Regions from separate parts of the Mus musculus genome. Here region 1 is linked to region 2. A link is a contact called in ENCODE Hi-C or POLR2A ChIA-PET data. All regions are on one chromosome and are shown on one strand. The core of a region is the stretch at or near the end of the contact, and the rest is flanking DNA. Distances in the headings are between cores, read along the strand shown.

The links. Hi-C counts contacts between places; a loop is a spot of excess contacts on that map. ChIA-PET counts read pairs that join two places held with the same protein, here RNA polymerase II (POLR2A).
Region 1: a loop to region 2 is called in a map of heart, with 3 times the contacts of the local background. The contact joins the promoter of Fbn1 here to the enhancer-like site in region 2. A Hi-C loop is called at or near these places in 4 of 37 maps with a recorded cell type or tissue (all heart). POLR2A ChIA-PET finds 5 or more read pairs at or near these places in 1 of 5 experiments (Patski).

Annotation. Positions count from the first base shown.
Region 1 is chr2:125,503,619-125,508,166 of GRCm38, reverse strand. Fbn1 (fibrillin 1) reads left to right here and starts at 1,729. Exons shown (of 66, transcript NM_007993.2): 1 at 1,729-1,828; 2 at 2,378-2,727. The coding sequence starts at 2,564.
Region 2 is chr2:125,468,339-125,473,046 of GRCm38, reverse strand. It overlaps Fbn1 (fibrillin 1), which reads left to right. Exons shown (of 66, transcript NM_007993.2): 5 at 4,409-4,504. Among named protein-coding and RNA genes, the nearest start is that of Fbn1, 36 kb to the left of the region's middle. Within about 2 kb of position 2,291, at least 1 of the 3 ENCODE cell types and tissues checked has a DNase peak (open chromatin) inside an H3K27ac peak, as active enhancers do; it is heart, where a contact is called at or near this core.

The DNA of each region.
Region 1 (4,548 bases), core at 480-2,979, 36 kb before region 2:
TTAAGAACTTTTGCTCTTTCTAAGTCGCCATGGTGCCTTAAAAGGGTTCAATGATACTTTATCAGGGAAGCCTCCTCTATTGGCCCTAGCCTATGTCTAGTCATGGTCACATACATCATCTAAGCAGTGCCCCGTGTTTGTTGGCATGTAACATATGAGCTACTATTTGTTTCAAGCTTGCCTTCCCTGTCGATCACCTGCTGTGCAAAGGGACTGAAACTCCTGGCTTACTTGCAAGTGATTCTGATTCATCCGTGGGCCAGGTGGCACAAGTGTTCAATAGCTACTTCTTCAATGAATGGTTCTTTATTTGACGACATTTGGAGTATATGTGCTCACTTGTGCGCATGCGTATGCCGAGTACGTTGGTCAGAGGACACATTCAGGAGTCTTTCCTTCCTTCTGCCAGGTAGTTCCTGGTGCTAGAACGCACGTTACCAGGCTTGGTGCTTTATTTGCTCAGAGCCATCTCCTGGCCCTCGAATGAATACCTCTTTTCTCACCTGAAGATGTAGGACGGAATCTCCAGTTCATGGATCTGTTAAGAGGATTTTTTTTTGAAAGTAAGACCTCAATTAAACTAGATAATATATTTAAATAATTATGAATTTAAATCAGTGTTTAAGTCTTCCTATTCAGGTATCGAAGCAGTGCAGTGAGTCCATTATCATGAGGCGTGGTCCATTTTGAAAAGAAGATGGAGTTGATAACATGCCTCGATCTCTATAATCTCATATCCGGGCACAAGATGTTGAAAACAAGAAAAATCCGGGTCAACAAGATGCGTGCATTCTTAGGGTAACTGTGTGGAAAGTGACAGTTGGTGACTGGAGTCCCTGGTCCCTGCGGTCGAGCCCGATGTGGATTTCAGACACCCCCACCCCACCCCAATCCCATGCATGTGTGTGTATGTGCTCTCTGTATAGTGTGTACACATGTGAAAATAGGGTTATTTTAGGAAACCCCATTCCTAACTGAGAGTTGGGCGGGAGGATTGTCTGAAACCCAAATCACAGGCCCCCACATCACAGACTGAGACTTTCGCAGCCTCTTCATTTAGCCTAGGTGAGTAGCTTGACCTGAGCCTCGGGAGAATTGCTCCTCCAGCGGGCTCCTGACACTGGCATGCCCCTTTCGCCGCCGCTAACCTGTTGGCTGGCTCAGTGGTGGTGGCCTCACCACAAGCCCTGCCTGAGCCTCGGAGCCTACAATTTCTCCTCCCAGCCAGACAGCAGAAGACTGGGCTGAGAAGCGAGGGCCACTGCCACAGAGCCCCTTTCCAGCCAGGGCCTCCTGGGCCTCGTTGGCCAAGGTGTCCAGCATGCGTTCTCCGCGCAGGTGGCCCAGCTCTCCGTGCTTCTGATCGCGGGAATCTCGGGTCTGGACCTCTCAGCCGCAGGCAGATCGGTCTAAACCGCTACTCCACCTCTTCCCATTCCCTCTCTTCCCCACCCTGGGACGGAATATCCCAGGCCAGGCAGGACTGGATCACCTCCGCCTCCTCCCAGGGCACTGATCCTGCGAATGAGGGAGGCCCGGGTCCGGGCGGTGGCTGGCAGAGGGGAGTGGAAAGGGAGGATAGATGGGGCCGGGGGTGGGGTGGTGATGGGGGGAGGTGGGGAGGGTGTCATTTTCTTTTTCTTTCTTTCTTTTTTTTAAAAAAGTATTTCTCTCGCGAGAAACCGCTGCGCGGACGATACTTGAAGAGGTGGGAAAGGAGGGGGCCGCAGAGTTGGGGCAGAGACTGTGGGTGCCACAGGCGGCCACAGCTGGGACAGCTGCGGAGCAGAGCAGCCACCGCCGCCTGAGAGTCCGAGCCGCTAGTCCAGTGGGTCTCATGGGGTCCCGCCAGGGTCGGGCGGCAGGCGGGTGGCTGGAGGGCCGTTTGCGCGGCATCCAGGGCAGGAGGCCGGGCAGGGTGAGGGGATGTCTCGAGCATCTGCAGCTGGCCCTCTCTGCCTGACAGCTGCAAGATCCGGGACTGCAGTGCCCTGCTCCACGTCGGATGCAGGGGACTGGCGGGGTTGGCCATGACCCGGTATGTGGGCGGAGAGGACCCTTTTTGGAGAGCTGGGGCGTCAGCCGTCACCGCGCGCAATCAGTGCCATTAAGACCGTGTAGGCAGTCCGCTCGCGGGACGCCTGGGCTCCCTAGGGACACGGTACTTGGCGCCGCGAGGCCACAGGGTCCGCGGATGCCAGTCGCCGGGTTCTGGCTCTGCAGCTAGTTGGGATCGAGTGGTCCTCGTTCCTCCGAGTAACTGCGCCACGCGCAGGCGGCGCGCGGTCTGGGCTCGGCACCGGGGACTGCGAGCTTTCAGCATCCCGGAGCCCTGAGTGTCTCACCTCCCCGCCTTGGGGACTTGTCTGTGTTGCAGGACAGGCAGGGACTACCCGAAGTGGGAGCAGTCCCTGGAGAAGAAAGCTGTAGGACCCAGGCCGGGGACCTCTCTGCATCAGGACAGCCGGACAGTGAGACAGCGGGACCCCGGAGACTCGGGCCGCTGGAAGGCGCGGCGGCGGCGGCGGCGGCGGCGGCGGAGCGAGTGGCGGCCGGCGGCACCATGCGGCGAGGAGGGCTGCTGGAGGTCGCGCTGGCGTTCGCCCTGCTCCTCGAGTCCTACACGAGCCATGGGGCGGACGCCAATTTGGAGGCTGGGAGCCTGAAGGAGACCAGAGCCAATCGGGCCAAGAGAAGAGGCGGCGGAGGACACGATGCGCTGAAAGGGTAAGGGAAGCTCCCAGCTGCTTCGGTGTGCCTCCCCTCGCCCTTCTTGGGACTTTAAGATCCACAGCAACTGACAGGGCAGGTTCTGGCCCGTAGAGGACCCTGGGTGAGATCCCCGGGAGACAGCCTGGAAGTGCCAAAGTTACTCGGTCATCAACTCTTGTTCAGATAACTCGCCTTGTTCCTGGCCCAGAGGAGAAGTCCTGGCTGGAGGGAATCCTGGGCCATTGTTGAAGCAGATTTGGGGAGGCGAGAATGGTTCCTTGTGGAAGAAGGGGAGGAGCTGAAACCCAGAGAAAGGGAGAAGCCCACTGCTTCTGCTGCTTACCAATTCCAGTTGCAGGGAGAAGTGCTTTTCCCGTGTGGGCATCAGCTATTTGGGAGGCATCGCTGAAAGGGAAGAATCCAGAGACTGAGATGAGATGCGTGGTCAGGAGATGGTCCTTCCTTTAAGTCATTCTCATGAAAACCAGAGCTGTACACTCGCGTTCAGACACCTACCCTGGAAGTTTGTAAGGCAGAGGGTTTTGAACACTAGTGTCCGGCCTGCGTGAGCTCTGCATGCAGCTGTGGCTGGCTCTAAATGGGTGTTCATGCGGTATCTTCTTGGAAAGCCCTGTACTATCAGCTTCCCATGCCCTAGTGTTGCAGCTGGGATGACTTAAATCGGTCAGGTTGGCTGTCTAAGGCTTGGCAGTTTCCGGAGCTGAAGGAGATGGAAATAATTCCCCTAAGAGTTTTTAATCGTTTAAAAAGGACAATCTCTGAGATTAAGTTGGAGTCTCTATTAGAAGTGGTAAGATAGAAATAAACGGCCACAGTTCTGTCCTTTGGAAGAGCCTGCTCAATGATTCAAGCGAGTGCACATGCTGAAGTTTCTTGTCATTCTAGGGGTGCATTTTTCCTGACTTGATAAGAGTTCAGTAAATGGGTGGAAAATTGATTTTAATGTTCTCAAGAGGCCTTTGTTTGGTTCAGCATCTTTCTTTCAAAAATCTATTTCTGCTGCACAAGATCATCTTAGTATCTATTGTGATGGCATTGCTCATATATATGCCAATATAAATGCATATATATATATATATATATATATATATATATATATATATATATGGAGGGGGAGAGAGAGGGAGAGAGAGAGAGAGCGAGGGAGATCTTTCACTCTGGGTTGCAAGTCTTAAGGCCAGAGTTTTGCCGGATCTTAGTGTGCTTCTGTTACCAATTTGCATGTCTCTTTTTGAGAAGACAACCTGACAAACAGAGAGGTGTCCCTTCTCTGCTGACAGAGCTGCACTTTGCCACACCATTGGGTTTCACATGAGCTTATGAATATAGAGTTATTGTCTGTACTTCTCCTAGTGCCTGATCTGACAGACTCCTGTCCATTGCAGTTTTTAAAAGATTTTATTTATTATAAATAAGTGCACTTTTGCTGTCTTCAGTCACACGAGAAGAAGGCATCAGATCTCATTACGGGTGGTTGTGAGCCACTATGTGGTTGCTGAGATTTGAACTCAGGACCTTTGGAAGAGCAGTCAGTGCTCTTACCCGCTGAGCCATCTCTCCAGCCCCCATTGCAATTTTTATAAATCTTTTTTTAAAACACATAGTATTAGTAGAACAGCTACTATGAGTATTCCTAGCTCTTATGATATTTTTAAGGTTTTCTGCCTCTATTTCTATGTATGGCTGTGGTAAAATTACTTTAAACGATATACAATTAAAAGTACTTCTCTCCTGCTTTTTATATACATTACACATTTTTTCTAACAAAATTATAAACATATATACATATCCACATATGCAGCACATATATATACA
Region 2 (4,708 bases), core at 1,042-3,541:
GACAATGGGGCTGAAACTGTAAAATGGAGTCTCCAAAGGTATGAGCCAGCATGACCCCTGTCTCTCTGCAGGTCGATTAGTCAAGTGGTTGACATAGAGATAGGAATCTGACTGACAAGATTTACTTTTGTGGTTTGTCAACAGTCTCTTGGGTGTGCTTTTGTGAGTCTGAGCTCTCTGCTATGCCATTGATCTGTCCCTTCTCCACTGTCACACATGTGATAAAATAAATCCATACTCTTGCTTTGGTCTTTCTTTCCGAATCCTTTCGGTAATCCTTCACCTGTCCATAACAAGCTCGGGCTGACCACACCTATTCCTTCACAGCCTTAGCATATTTTGATAGGAATTATATTAAATCTGCATATCAAATGGAGGAGCACTCCTATCTCACGGGAACCCGCCCTTTTCAAGCTTTGTCGTTTTCTGTTTAATTCGATTCCAGTTGTGTCTAGGGACACTTCTACTTCCAGCATAGATCTGAGACCGTAGGAAGACCAAGGAAGGTTAAGAGTGTGGTACAACCATGTGCCAGGATTGTGAGAGGGCGCAGAGGAAGAGATACTTGTACCATAGCTTCTCTGAAAGGCTTGGCTCTAGAAAACACATTTTAGGGATCTGTAGTGTTTACACTGACAGGGAGGAGCACCCAAAGGCTGTCCAGACTCATCCTTTACACTTGTTGAATTAGTTTTCTCTCTACACAGACTTTACGGAAACTTATGGCAGATGATACTTCACCTAAACTTTTCTGAACAGCTCAGGTGACTTTTATGTTTTGGAGGTGCTCTGGCCTTGTTTTAAGCTGTGTGAGTCTGTAGACACCCACAGATGTTTATGCACCTAAGGGAATTATCGGTCCAAATGAAAACTGTCTGTGTCTTGCAGTGACTCAGGCCACCTCAGTGGATTGTTGTCTCAGGTGTAGAGGCTAGAGTTTGGTCTGCCTATTTCATTTTTCTGTTTGGGCTTTTCCCAGTGCTGAAATTAAAGCACACATTCAGTTGCTTATTTGAAAATTTCCTAATGCTCTCTCTGGGGGCTGAGCCTGCCTAGAGGGTGATGGTTGAGATGTTGAGATCCAAATGTTGGCCCTGCATCTTTCCCTTCCTGTGCTGCATGCATGCCATTCCTTTCTAGTTAGTCATTTTAATGAGTTTGTACCGCACTTTCTAAAGACAGGCTTTGAGCTCTTCCTGCGACCTTCTCAATGGAAGATTTTCAGTGGGTGCTTGTTGAGTGATTGAAGGGACCGATTCTGAAATGAATACAATACTTATTTGGGACCTTTTGTGGCTGCAGGTAAATGTGGGCCGTGTCTGTTACTTCTAGGTTGTGGATCCTGGTGTGAAATGATCAGAGGTTCTCTGGCCATCTTTAATGGGACTTTTTCATTAGGGGTCTGACTGCACAGGTCAGCTTCAACTTGCACAATGACTGCTTAGACTCTCTTAGTATTCTGTTTCTGGTAAAATCTCAATACGGGTTGAGTTTAGGCATGTGTCTTGACATGGGTTTTTTAGCACATCCATTGATGGATACTGCATCCTATGAGTGTGAGTAGAACTCATAGTCTGGTCCCTCTAAACAATTTCCAGATTAGGCGGCAAAGGCAAAGCCTTGTCAGAGATACTAGGTTTGCACCCACCTTCTAAAATAACTTTTGAGATGAAGTCTCAGTCTGTAGATTATGGGAATTTACTCTGTAGCCCAGGCTAGCCTTGAATGTATGCCAACACTTCCACACGCCAGCCTCAGTCTACCCAGTGCTGAGTGTTTGTACAGACAAACCACATACCAGGCTTGCTCCCACTTTTAAAGGAACACTTTTTCCTTAAGCTCTAGGACCCATCTATGAAAGCAGTGATGGAGGCCTCCATTCTGCTGATAACCCCAAGGCCCACTGGGCAGCGTGACCACTGGGCTCACAATGACTTTTGGCCTTCCAAGTCTCACAGGGTGGTTTTGTTTTTTATAAAGGAGAAAGAATATTTTTAACCTGGAGAAGTTTCAACTGGAAAGAGGGGGTTTAAGGAAATGAAAGCTGTATCAAGGGAGGCTTTTGATCTGTCACGTTTCAGTGTACACAGAGTTGTTCTTCCTGGAAAGGAGATTTTGCCCTGACTTTCAATTTGAACAAGTAACTGGGAAGCCACTGTGCAAGCCACTGGTCACTCTTTCCTTTTTTTGTTTGAAATTGCAGAGTAGCTAAGCGGCTTTGTTGCTCGTGTGGGAATGGAAATCGGGCCTTGGCATGAGCCACTTTAATTGAAATCAGTTTGTGCACTGAGTTTGCTCGAAGGATGACGTCATTTCCTGCCCTTTCCCAGTCCTTGCTGTTTTTCTAAGATAGCATGGAACTAAGCATAGCACTGAGTTTTAAAGCAATTGTACACCATTTCCTGACCCACTTAGAATAGTATCCAAAGCCTTAAGCGTATTTTTTCCTTTCTATACTTGTAGATTGTTTTAGAGTTAAAAAGCATTTGGCTTAGAGGCTTTAATGGAGCCTAAAGTAACCGTTTGTCTGCATGGTTTGCTTGATGTCTGTAGCAGGGGGAGCTATTAGCGCTTGTAGATGGAGGGAAAAAGGTTAAAATGTTTGAATCATTATCCTCTTAGAGCTATATAGGCACCTGGGACACACGGGGCAGCTTCTTAACCTGGGTTACTCTTCCAGTCTGCTCATCAAACCAGATGTGCAGGGTTTCATCATCTCCCGTCTGGCTTGGGAGGGAGGGCAGAGCAGAAGTCAGAGAGGAGCAAAGAAACAGAGAGGCATTTAAAGGCTGATGGAGACTGGTGGGATTTGATGAGAGCTTTAGTTTGGTCCCCGAGAGCTAGGGACAAAGAAACAGGAGAGGTTAGGAGGGGTTCCACAAAGGGACCACCTCAGAATACCTTGCATTTTTAATGACTCATAGTAGGCATTCAGATTTATTTGTCAGGGGACCGAATGATCTGTTTCCAGGTCAGGAGACTGTTCTGGGAGCTCTGATGGGTTGTTTAGGGCCCTACTGGAGAGGCTTTGAGTGCTGAGGTGCAGGGATCTTCTAGCTCAGGAGAAATGGAGCCTTTTATGACATTCCAGGAAGAGAGCAAGATTCTTGAAAAGGCAGATCACTTTCAACTCTTTGTGTCTGAGAGGCTGCAGTAAGAATAGGAGTTCAATTTTTCATTTTTCGGCTGTCGGGCTAGGTTGACCTCTGAATATTTGTAGCTCTTTAGACAAATGTCCTTTCCTCACATAGCCAAGTAGTCATTTCTTAGCACTGCTGCGAGGACCTCTCACAGATGAGGTTGGCTGTGGGGAGGACTCTCTTGTACTCTAAGGGGAAGAGTACTCTGGCTTGCGCATTCCATGAAGACAGCTTAAGAGTGCTCAGAGCCCATTGACTCCTGCTTCTGCATAGTCGGGACAGACCTCTGTTCCCTGCTGAGCCATTTCCACTGGGAATTGACTCCCACACATAGGACACACCAGAAAAAAAGCCAAAACTCCAGCTTCCAACTATGGCCTCATATTGAGAAGTGTCAACAGGACTCATGATTCCCTTAGCCAAGCCTTTAGTCTCCTCTAGGTAGGGTAGTTACTGCTTCTAGCAACTAGGGATCAGCTGGACCTTTTGAAAATGCTACCAGCACAAGATAGCTTACATGCTAGAGGAGAGAGCATGTTCTGTGACTATGGACATCTCTCATAGGAGGGTCTACCAGATATTTCTAAGACTCCACTTTTAGTGTGTCACTGCATTAGCATATCACTGTCTGTCTCAGGTCTGATGGTATCCACCCATAGTCTAGGATTTAGAAATGCACACTTCTCTAGGTGAGAATGTGACACAGAATGGATTTGAAATACTGATGGTCTTTCATTTAACGTTACAGTTTAAATGAGCAGCGCTTTCTAAGTTCAACTCTCTGTCCATCAAACATCGTTGCTATTGTAACGCTTCTAGTATGTCCTTTTAGCCTGCCATCAAAATGGAAGAAAAATGGGTGGAAAGTATTACTCCAACCTTTTCCCTGGCCAGATACTTTGAACTCTGAATCTTTTCATGGGAATCATTGCTACCTCAACCTTGTCCTGGGGCCATCACTCAGACTCTCCTTTCTTATTGGTATAAATTACAGAGATGACACTGGAATATAAATTCTGCTAAATTAAGGAAGTCATTTAGTCCCATTAAAGCAAGTGCCAAGGAAAAAACCCACATTGCACTGTAAGTGGTTTTATACATAACATAATGAGCCTCGATAATTAGGACCCTTCTGCTATCTGCATGATATATGAATCTCGATGAATTATTTTATTTTTGTCAAATAGCCACAAGTCATGTCAGGTGAAATGTTGCCACCTGCACACACAAACTGCCACACTAAGCCTTTCCTCTCTTTTTATCCCTAGTCCAACACTGCAGCATCCGCTGTATGAATGGGGGCAGCTGCAGCGATGACCACTGTCTGTGCCAGAAAGGGTACATCGGCACTCACTGTGGACAGCGTAAGTATACCGTGTGGTAGATGCTGGTCACACGCAGACCTGTGGAATTATGAGACAGGTGCTGGGAATTTTCTTTGATAACTCAGGGCGCCACATTTTCGCAGATGTCTCGGGACCCTTGCAGATGGACAGATCACCCCAACATTTAGTGGCAGTCTTCCATCCCGGGGTTGATAGTAACTTGCTTGGTTTACATTCTTTTTG